Linked DNA regions of Homo sapiens: region 2 is linked to region 1. Evidence: read pairs that join two places in POLR2A ChIA-PET (ENCODE). Cell type or tissue: IMR-90. All regions are shown on one strand. Links, peaks and the distances in the headings refer to the core of each region. The heading gives the core; the rest is flanking DNA. Region 1 overlaps MOXD1 (monooxygenase DBH like 1). Region 2 overlaps ENPP1 (ectonucleotide pyrophosphatase/phosphodiesterase 1).

Region 1 (4,406 bases), core at 309-4,308:
TTCCACCCTTCTGGAATGGGCCTCCCAGAACTTTTGCATCTACTTAGCGAATGAACAAATATTTTTAAAAAGTTACAAGTCCTTGGCTCCGTGCTAGTAATTGTTAATTCCACAGAGGCCAAAGGTATGATCCATGCTCTCAAAGAACTTACAGTGAGATTGGGGAGACATGGCCAAGACACAAGAAAGAATAAGATAGAATTAAATAGTGCATACAGAATACTGTAAACATTCAGAAGGCCAGATGTTGCTGCCTTTCTGTCAGTTCCCAGACTATGTAATGAAGCGATGTGGATAAGGAATGAATTGCCAGACTCTGGAATCTAGAGGGAAATACATGGGTTTGAGAATCATAAGTCCACCCTTTAATTAAACTATGTGCTCTCAGGTAAGTCACTCTGGGGTAATGCTGTAGCCTTAGGTTTTCTCATCTGTAAAAGATGGACAGCCATAACACTTTTCCTATCAACCTCAAGACATTTTAGCAGAGATAGAAACACTGAGCACATTCTATAAGTTTATTCGTGGCTAAAATTTGTTAATTTCTAATATATTTCCCTAGTTTTCTTTTGTTTACAAATATTTTTGTTTACAGTTCTGCCTTTGGTTTACAAAATGATTCATAACTACATACAGAGGCAAAGGGAGTGGCTTTAGGGAATGTTATTGAGTTAATATGTAGTCCTAAATATTTATAGGTTATTTTTGCAAACAGGAGACTGTGACTGCAGGTGAATCATTTACCTCTGTGCAATAAGTTATTTTCTACTTTGTGTATGGAAAAGGGGAATGCAAATTCTAATTTTGTATAATTAATACCATGCCCAAGTCCTTCCCTTGTACCAATGAAAAGTATTCCTCAGGAAAGAGAATGTTTCATTTATATGTACTGTATGTCATTTGCAGTAAATTTAACTGGAACCAGGCTTAAGAGGCAAATGTAAAACTGTAGATTCAGAAATAGAAACAAATGTTTCAAACAACCGGTCCTTTATCCACTTTCTGGCAAACATTAATTGTAAATTTCTTAACCACTTACTGTGAATGCATTTTTATTCTTGCCATTGTTAATGCTAATAATTGAGTTGAATGAAATAAAATAATTATGTATGTTTCAGGGAGGTCAGTGTATGTTTCAACCCTCTATGTAGGATATTTGCTTGGTACCTCATCTTTCTTCACTAACTTTCCTATATGAAGCATATTAAATGATACTCAGATAAACTTTCCTATAAGAAGCGTATCAAGTAATTCTCAGACACATGAACTTAGAATTAAGTACTTTTGGGAATACATAGCTGTCTTCACTAGACATTTGCATTAACATGAAAGGCATTGGAGCATTTTTTGCAATGTTTGGAGGTCTTCTAGACAACAAAAGTTATTTACCTTGAGCAAAAGGGATTTGAGGGAAGGACAGTAGGTCATAAGGGAGTGCTCATACAAACTTTTGTTGTTACAGGGGACAGAGGTTTGGTGGCTAGAATTTAAAATCCTATTATTATGTGAGAATACCACTTATAGGATAGATTCCTTATCTTGCTAAACCTTAAAATATTTTAAAGTTTATTAAGTATTATGAAACATTTTCCTTGAAAATTAACTAAAATAGGATATTATTCAAAAAATAAAGAAAACTCTACTGAAAAAATAAATTCAAAATATTTAGTAATATGTAAGTGGTTTTAAGGCAGCCTTTCAAAACCAGTTTTCATTTGCAACTTATTCAAGATTTCAACAAAATTTTAATGATGTAGAATTCATAAATCTAGGACTTGCCTTAAGTTGTCTGATTTCCATGCTCTTTTTTCTAGTAGAGAGGATTTCTAATAATTTAAGAAAAGTGTATATTCTTTCCATAAAATCAAAGACTCCTATGTTTTGAAAAGCCATCAGTTAAGAGCTTCTCCTTATTTTTCATTTTATGTTCCATAAATCACTGTATCAAAAAGCCTCAGTCCTTTTCTTCTGCAAACAAAAAGTACTTTCACAGAAATGAGAAGATTGATTTTATATCATATTGTGTGGTGTGTCATTTGCAGTGAGTTTTAAGAATATCGATCACAGTTGAATTGTGAGAAGTCAGTTTCATTTTCTGGTGTCTAATTCGCACAAAGAATTTGTTTGTATTTGCAGTTTAAATGTTGATAGTGCCTAGACCCACTTATCTGTGGTTCCATGGGTTAAGTTGCCCATGGTCAACTGTGATCTGAAAATATTAAATGGAAGATTCCAGAAATAAACAATTCATAAATTTTAAGTTGCATGCCATTTTGAGTAGCTTGATGAAATCTTGCACTGTCCTGCTTCATTCCAGCTGGGACGTGAATCATTCCTTTGTCCAGCATATTCACACTGGAAACGCTGCCCATCCGTTAGTCACTTAGTAGCCATCTCAGTTATTAGACTTACTCTTGCAGTTATCAGATTGTCATGGTATCAGAGTTCTTGTGTTGAAGTCACCCTTATTTTCTTTAACAATGCACCCCAAAGCACAAGAGTAATGATGCTAGCTAGCAATTCAGATATGCCCGGGAGAAGCCATCAAGTGCTTCTGTAAGTGAAAAGGAGAAAGCTCTCAACTTCATAAAAAAAAAATGATAAGGTTGTTAAGACCTATGCTAAGAATGAATCTTCTCTCTGTGAAATTGTGAAGAAGGAAAAAGAAATTCATGCCAATTTTGCTGTCTCACTTCAGACTGCAAAAGTTATGGCCACAGTGCATGATAAGTGCTTAGTTGAAATGGAAAAGGCATTAAATCTGTGGGTAGAAGACATGAACAGAAACGTTTTCCGATTGACAGCAACGTGCCGCACTAGAAAGCATTGAGCCTATACAAAGACTTCAACAAGGGATTGCCTGAAATGAGTGACACCAAGCCATTTACTGCAAGTGGGGAATAGTTGCAGAGATTCAGGAATATAGATTCTGATCAGTAGTAGCCTAATACTATGTCACAATACCTACGTTATTCATTATGCTCCATCTCATTATGTAGGGATTGTATCATCTCGCATCACAGGAAGGGTGAGTACAGTATGATAAGATATTTTGAGAGAGAGAGAGACCACATTCACGTAACTTTAATTACAGCATATTGTTATAATTGTTTTGCTTTATTATTAGTTATTGTTATTAAGCTCTTACAAGAAAGTATTTGGAAATCTCCTAATTTATAAATTAAGCTTTAATGCATGTATAGGAAGAAGCATAGTATGTGTAGAGTTTGTAGTTTCTGCCATCCACTGGGGATTTTGCAATGTTTTCCCCTCAGATGAGGGAAGACTACTGCATACATTTCATACTTATAATAACTATAAGACTAAGCAAAGAAAATATATCAGTAGTTTGATAAGAATGACTAAATTTAAAAATATTTATTACATTTAAAATTTAAATTTTAACCATGTAAAAATTATTTGCTTCTAAAATTATAAAATAAGGTAAATAATCTCTAAAATGACTAAAATATAAAATAAACATAAATGATTTTATCTCTAGAAAAGATAGGATTATAATACAATTATTGGCTGTTGAAACTCGTTTGTGATCTCAATTTATTGATTTGTATTTTGATTCTTAACAAAATGTTGAAAATTGTGGCTTGAAAATGTGGGTATTATCAGATGACAGCATATCACATTGCAGGTGAATATGGAAATTGTAGAAAAGAATATTCTTGGTAATTTATATTTAAACTGTACTTCTCATGTGAGGTCATCTCTTTGTCAGGTACTCGAGACCACTCTGCAGCCCACCTCTCCATATTTCAGCATGACTCTTTTTAAGCTTTATTTTAGATGTGACTTTACCGTAAATTTAAAATTTTTTAAAGACGGTTGATTCTACCACTCTCTTTAGTCAACAGTAATGGCATTGCCATGACTATTAGTCGTGGTTGGATATACTTTGCTAGAAATGGGGGTTATTGAATTGGCTTAACACGCTGCTTTTTTTGAGGTGCTTTTATTGTCCTGGAATTCTCATAGATGAACTACACTCCTAATATATCTGTTTAAATGTGATGTGTCTCATTCCATTTAATAGAAAATTTGCTGATGGCCTATTATGGCAAAGGGGAGAAAAAAAGAAAAACAGCCAGCCAAAATCATCATCCCTTAGTCCTCTCTCCTTAAAGGACTAGCTCCCTAAATAGGGAGGCAGTACACCTCATACTACGGTAGGTGGGTTCCGTGACTGGATGGATAGTTCAGGTTTGAATTCCTTCTTTCCATTTATTAGTCATGTAACTTACAGAAAAGTTGTTAGCCACACACAGTTCAGTATTTTCATTTAAATGGAAATGGTGCCTCCTAATGGAATTGCTTACATTAAGGATCAAACAGGAGTTGTTGTTTTTTAAGCACTTAGCACAGTATCTGACACTTACAAAACTATTAATAAA
Region 2 (4,406 bases), core at 193-4,192, 550 kb after region 1:
ATACTTATATATGTCAATATTCTTCACATTTACCTCCTTTGTGCTGATTAGTAAGGTATTCAAATAAATCGTGTCCAAGTAGAGTTGTTTCCTGCTTATTTCCCCGACTAATCCAAAAGTAGATAAGACCAACAGAGTCTACTCATAATGCTCCTAAACCACACTGTTCCCACATGAATATTTCATTCACCTGTTTCCTAGTATCCCAGAGATTATAATCGAAATGGTGCTGGGTGGCAGTTTATAGGAAGCTAGTGTGTTTGGATGATGAAGTATTATGGAATAAACTCTGGGCCAAGGACATTTAACCTGATTTTACATCACCTGAAAAAGCGTTGGTATAAGATTCCTTTGTTTTGGTTTTGTGTCAAGTATACTGTTGATTGTTGAGAGGGGACTGCAGTGGAAACTTGGAATTGGATAGTTCCATTGATCGTGCGATGGAAAGCACCATCTACATGATATTTTGATAGATGGATGGCTGAATTGGAAAAACATCTGAATGTTATCAGGTAACAGCAAAGACAGAAGATTGGCAACGCTAAGGGCAATAAAGAGCAATTAAAGGACAAGCCAGTGCAGAGTAAAAGAAGGCAATTAAATTATAAGCAACACACGAGAGCACAGGCAGGTTCCTGAAAGACAGAGATGGTATATGCAAAGGGAGGAGACTGTGCCATGTTCTGTATGTGCAAGAGCAATGGGGCTACTTGTATCCATGTGCCACTGAGGTTCATGGAAGGAAAGGGGCCAAATGCAACCAGCGGTAGCACCAATTCAACCTAATGCAACCACAGTTGAGGTCATGGAGGCCCATTGAGTTTTTTCATTTTGTTTTAGGTTTCTAATCACAACATCATGTATGAAGTCAGTGGCACAGCGAGGGTTAATTAGAATTCTCAGCTACAGAAATTCCAGATGTGGTGCCTTCTGTGCTGTCTCATAGCCTTATGGAGTGCTGATATTCAAACTTAATTGTTCAGACAAACCTCTGAGGATCTATGAAAATGCAGATCTTGGTTTAGTAGGTCTGGGGTGGGGCCCAAGATTCTGCATTTCTTACAAATTCTAAGAGGATAATGCTGATATGTCAGTCTGCAGACCACACTTTGGGTAGTTAAGGATGTAAAGTGCCTTCTGAGTAAGGTAAAATAAAAAATTCTCAGTCACATTGAAGCTTATCAACAATAACAAGAAAAAACCACTTATTCAGGGCATATTATGCACCATTTTGTACACATTATATAATTTACTTCTCCTAACACACTCTAATATGATTTTGTCTCTATGCTACAGTTGTGGTACTATTTAGGAAACTTTTTTGTCTGTATTCAAACAGCTAGTAACCGTAGCAGGATTTAAACCTGATTTTGTCTGACTCCAAAACTATTCACCAATAAACTACAGAGATGAGATTAACAGAATTATTGATTTTGTGATCTTGGAAAGTCTCCAAACTTTCTCTGAGCCATGATTTTTTCATCTCTAACATGGGGATGGATAACAGCAGAGCTGTGGTTTGGACTAATGAGGTAGGAGATGTAGAAGTATTTTGAAATTTATAAAAGAATGTAAGGATACAATCATTGTAACTAGGTTAATTTTCACTCTCCTCTCCCTAGTTCTTGAGAGTTTGTTTGGAGGTTCTAGCAGGGGAGTGCACCTATTCATATACCCTTGACCAAAGACTGGTTCTCATCTATGGGAGATGGTCATCTTCTTCAACCGAGCGCACATCTTCGGGAGGGACACACGTGGAGTAGTGAGGGAGGAAGGGGACACCCGCCTAGCCAGCCAGATAGCCAAATCAGCCCTGGCGATCAATGGGGTGATAGAAGTCACAGCCAGATCGCCCTCACATCCCCTAGTTCTGAAAAATATTACTGAAAATATTACTGGATGTACACCTATTTCCTAAATATTTGTAAATATATTCACGAAATTTTTCTTATCAGGATCCCATTATACTTCTAAAAGTTACTAACAACCCTAAGATGCCTTTTCAGATGATTATGGACATTCTTCTTTAAAACCACACCAAAATTCTAAAAGTAGTAATCTCTTAAACTATGACCAGTCGCTCCGAAGCAGGGAAGGGGGGCAAGATGGTTTACATCGCAAATGGACAAGTGCTGGACAGCTGGAGTCAGTCTCCATGGAGATTATCTTTGATAACAGATTTCTTATGGGGAACAGCTGAGTTTGTGGTTTTGCTTTTCAAAACTCTGCTTCAGCAAGATGCGAAAAAAAAAAAAAAGAAGCTATGGAAACTCATCTGATTCCAGATATGATGATGGAAGAGGGCCACTGGGAAACTCTCCCCAGAGAATTGGTCGAATCAATCATTTGCGTGGCCCCAGTCCTCCTCCAATGGCTGGTGGATGAGGAAGGTAAATGTCTGCTCTATGAAGCAGACAACTGGACATGCATATTCATAGCAGAAAGAAACCATCAAGAAGTGGGGGGCTGGCCATGCTGGAGCAGTAGACAAATGTGTGTGTCTAAATAGGGACTGCTCTGTGTTCTCACAGATGAATGAGGTAATGCTGGGAATTCCCTCTGCAGGGAACTGGCTGACTGACATGCAGTTCCACAAATGCACGTTTGTCTCATTATCTTTTTTGTATAGTTTATTAAAGTATTAATATAGTTTCAATAAGTAAGTATTTTTAGGTTGCAAAATGAACTCATCTTTATATTAAATTCACAAAAAAACTGAATCTGAAGAATATAACTAAAAGGCTGTGTATTTAACATTTAGTGTCACCTTTTCAACTTCTGAAATACTGTTCATTGGTAATTTGTTCTCATTTATAAATCACATTGTATTCATTTCGATAGAATGCATATATCTGTGCTCTTGAATTAATTTTTATCTTATATTTGTCTTTTGAAAGAAGTAAATTATGGCATAAAAATGGAAAAGGTATTACTGAACTTTACATACTGTTACATTAAAATCCATTAGTCTATCTTGCACTTTGAATGGAAATTATACCAATGCATAATTTTGTAACATCATCCACTCATCCTTTGGAAAATATTGGTTCACTAAGTTCTATCATTCTTCCAAATGTTAACGCATGTCATTAAACAACATGAAAAAAAACCACATTCCTCGCTATCTTCATCAATTTTGTGTAAGGATCAGGAAGCTGTTACACTCAAATGGCAAATACAAGTTTTTCAAAATTCTAATTTTTGCTTGGAAGCTCAGATTTTATCATAGACAGCTGATAGCTTCATAGGTTTTCCTTGAAGGGACAAGCTAACATCACTCATTTTTGAGAAAATATGTCAAATAAATAAGTCTAAATAAAAAGCTTGTCAGTTCTTTCAAATAAAAATGGTGTTCTTTGAAAAAAAATTAGTTCAGCTTGCAACTTAAACAACCGCACAGCTGCTTTTCCTCTAGAAAACAGTACTTCAGTATGCAGCAGATATGCTACATGCATACTTCCAATTGTGTCACATAGAATATCAAAAAGACAGGTAATCTAGGTTTCAGATTATTAAATCTGCTTCATCAAGGACATTTTTTTTTTTTTTGAGACAGAGTCTCGCTGTGTCACCCAGGCTGGAGTGCAGTGGCACGATCTCGGCTCACTGCAACCTCCGCCTCCTGGGTCCATGCCATTCTCCTGCCTCAGCCTCCCAAGGAGCTGGGACTACAGGCGCCCACCACCATGCCCGGCTAATTTTTTCTGTATTTTTAGTAGAGACGGCATTTCACCGTGTTAGCCAGGATGGTCTCGATCTCCTGACCTCGTGATCCACCCGCCTCGGCCTCCCAAAGTGCAAGGATTACAAATGTGAGCCACCGCGACCAGCCTCATCAAGGACATTTTTATTGCTTCATCTAAGCAATAAAACATCTAAGGTGTTCTTTTTAGTGAAATGGCTTTTTTTTTATTGCAAGTGCATGACTACTTGTACAATTGGTGTCATTGCAATGACGTCTGCTAAGGTGCCATCACTCCTTTAATACCACGGTGTAAAAGTCAACACAGTGAAAGGGCAAATAATGTCTTAATCTACTGAGTTTCTTTTCAATTCTCTCTCTCTAACCATAAGAGAGCATCAAGATCCCCCAGATGCTTGCTAACGTCAAAAAAAGCTTTCTAAGCAGGAGGGGGATCGGGAAACACATCTTTAGGAACAAGCTAGTTTCTCAAAAATATTCACCTGAAAACCAAGATAGTGATTTTTTTTTAAGACTCTCAAATCACACCTGTTATAGGATGTTTGCCAGCTAAGTCTGTGCAAAGTCCTGAAATACGGTGAGAAAATGGTCAATCCATAAATGAGAAACACTTGTGACAATTCGCTGTGACAATTTACTTCCTCCAAAATGATTTTCTTATGCATATTATACATATATATAAAATATGGAGATATGTACATAC

What was found. Peaks named below come from ENCODE experiments on the same cell type or tissue, not always from the same donor. Only the 100,000 strongest peaks of a DNase experiment are listed, where the experiment ranks them.
Region 2: POLR2A ChIA-PET joins it to region 1 with 8 read pairs; 1 of 35 experiments calls an interaction of 5 or more read pairs at or near these places.

Annotation. Positions count from the first base shown.
Region 1 is chr6:132,367,668-132,372,073 of GRCh38, reverse strand. All of the region lies in intron 4 of MOXD1 (monooxygenase DBH like 1), which reads left to right. Among named protein-coding and RNA genes, the nearest start is that of MOXD1, 32 kb to the left of the region's middle. In IMR-90, for the core only: no CTCF peak of the experiment used is centred there; a DNase peak (open chromatin) is centred at 2,353.
Region 2 is chr6:131,817,791-131,822,196 of GRCh38, reverse strand. The region is part of intron 1 of ENPP1 (ectonucleotide pyrophosphatase/phosphodiesterase 1); the gene reads right to left. It also overlaps the pseudogene SELENOKP2 and the pseudogene RN7SKP245. Among named protein-coding and RNA genes, the nearest start is that of ENPP1, 12 kb to the right of the region's middle. In IMR-90, for the core only: no CTCF peak of the experiment used is centred there; DNase peaks (open chromatin) are centred at 2,156 and 2,516.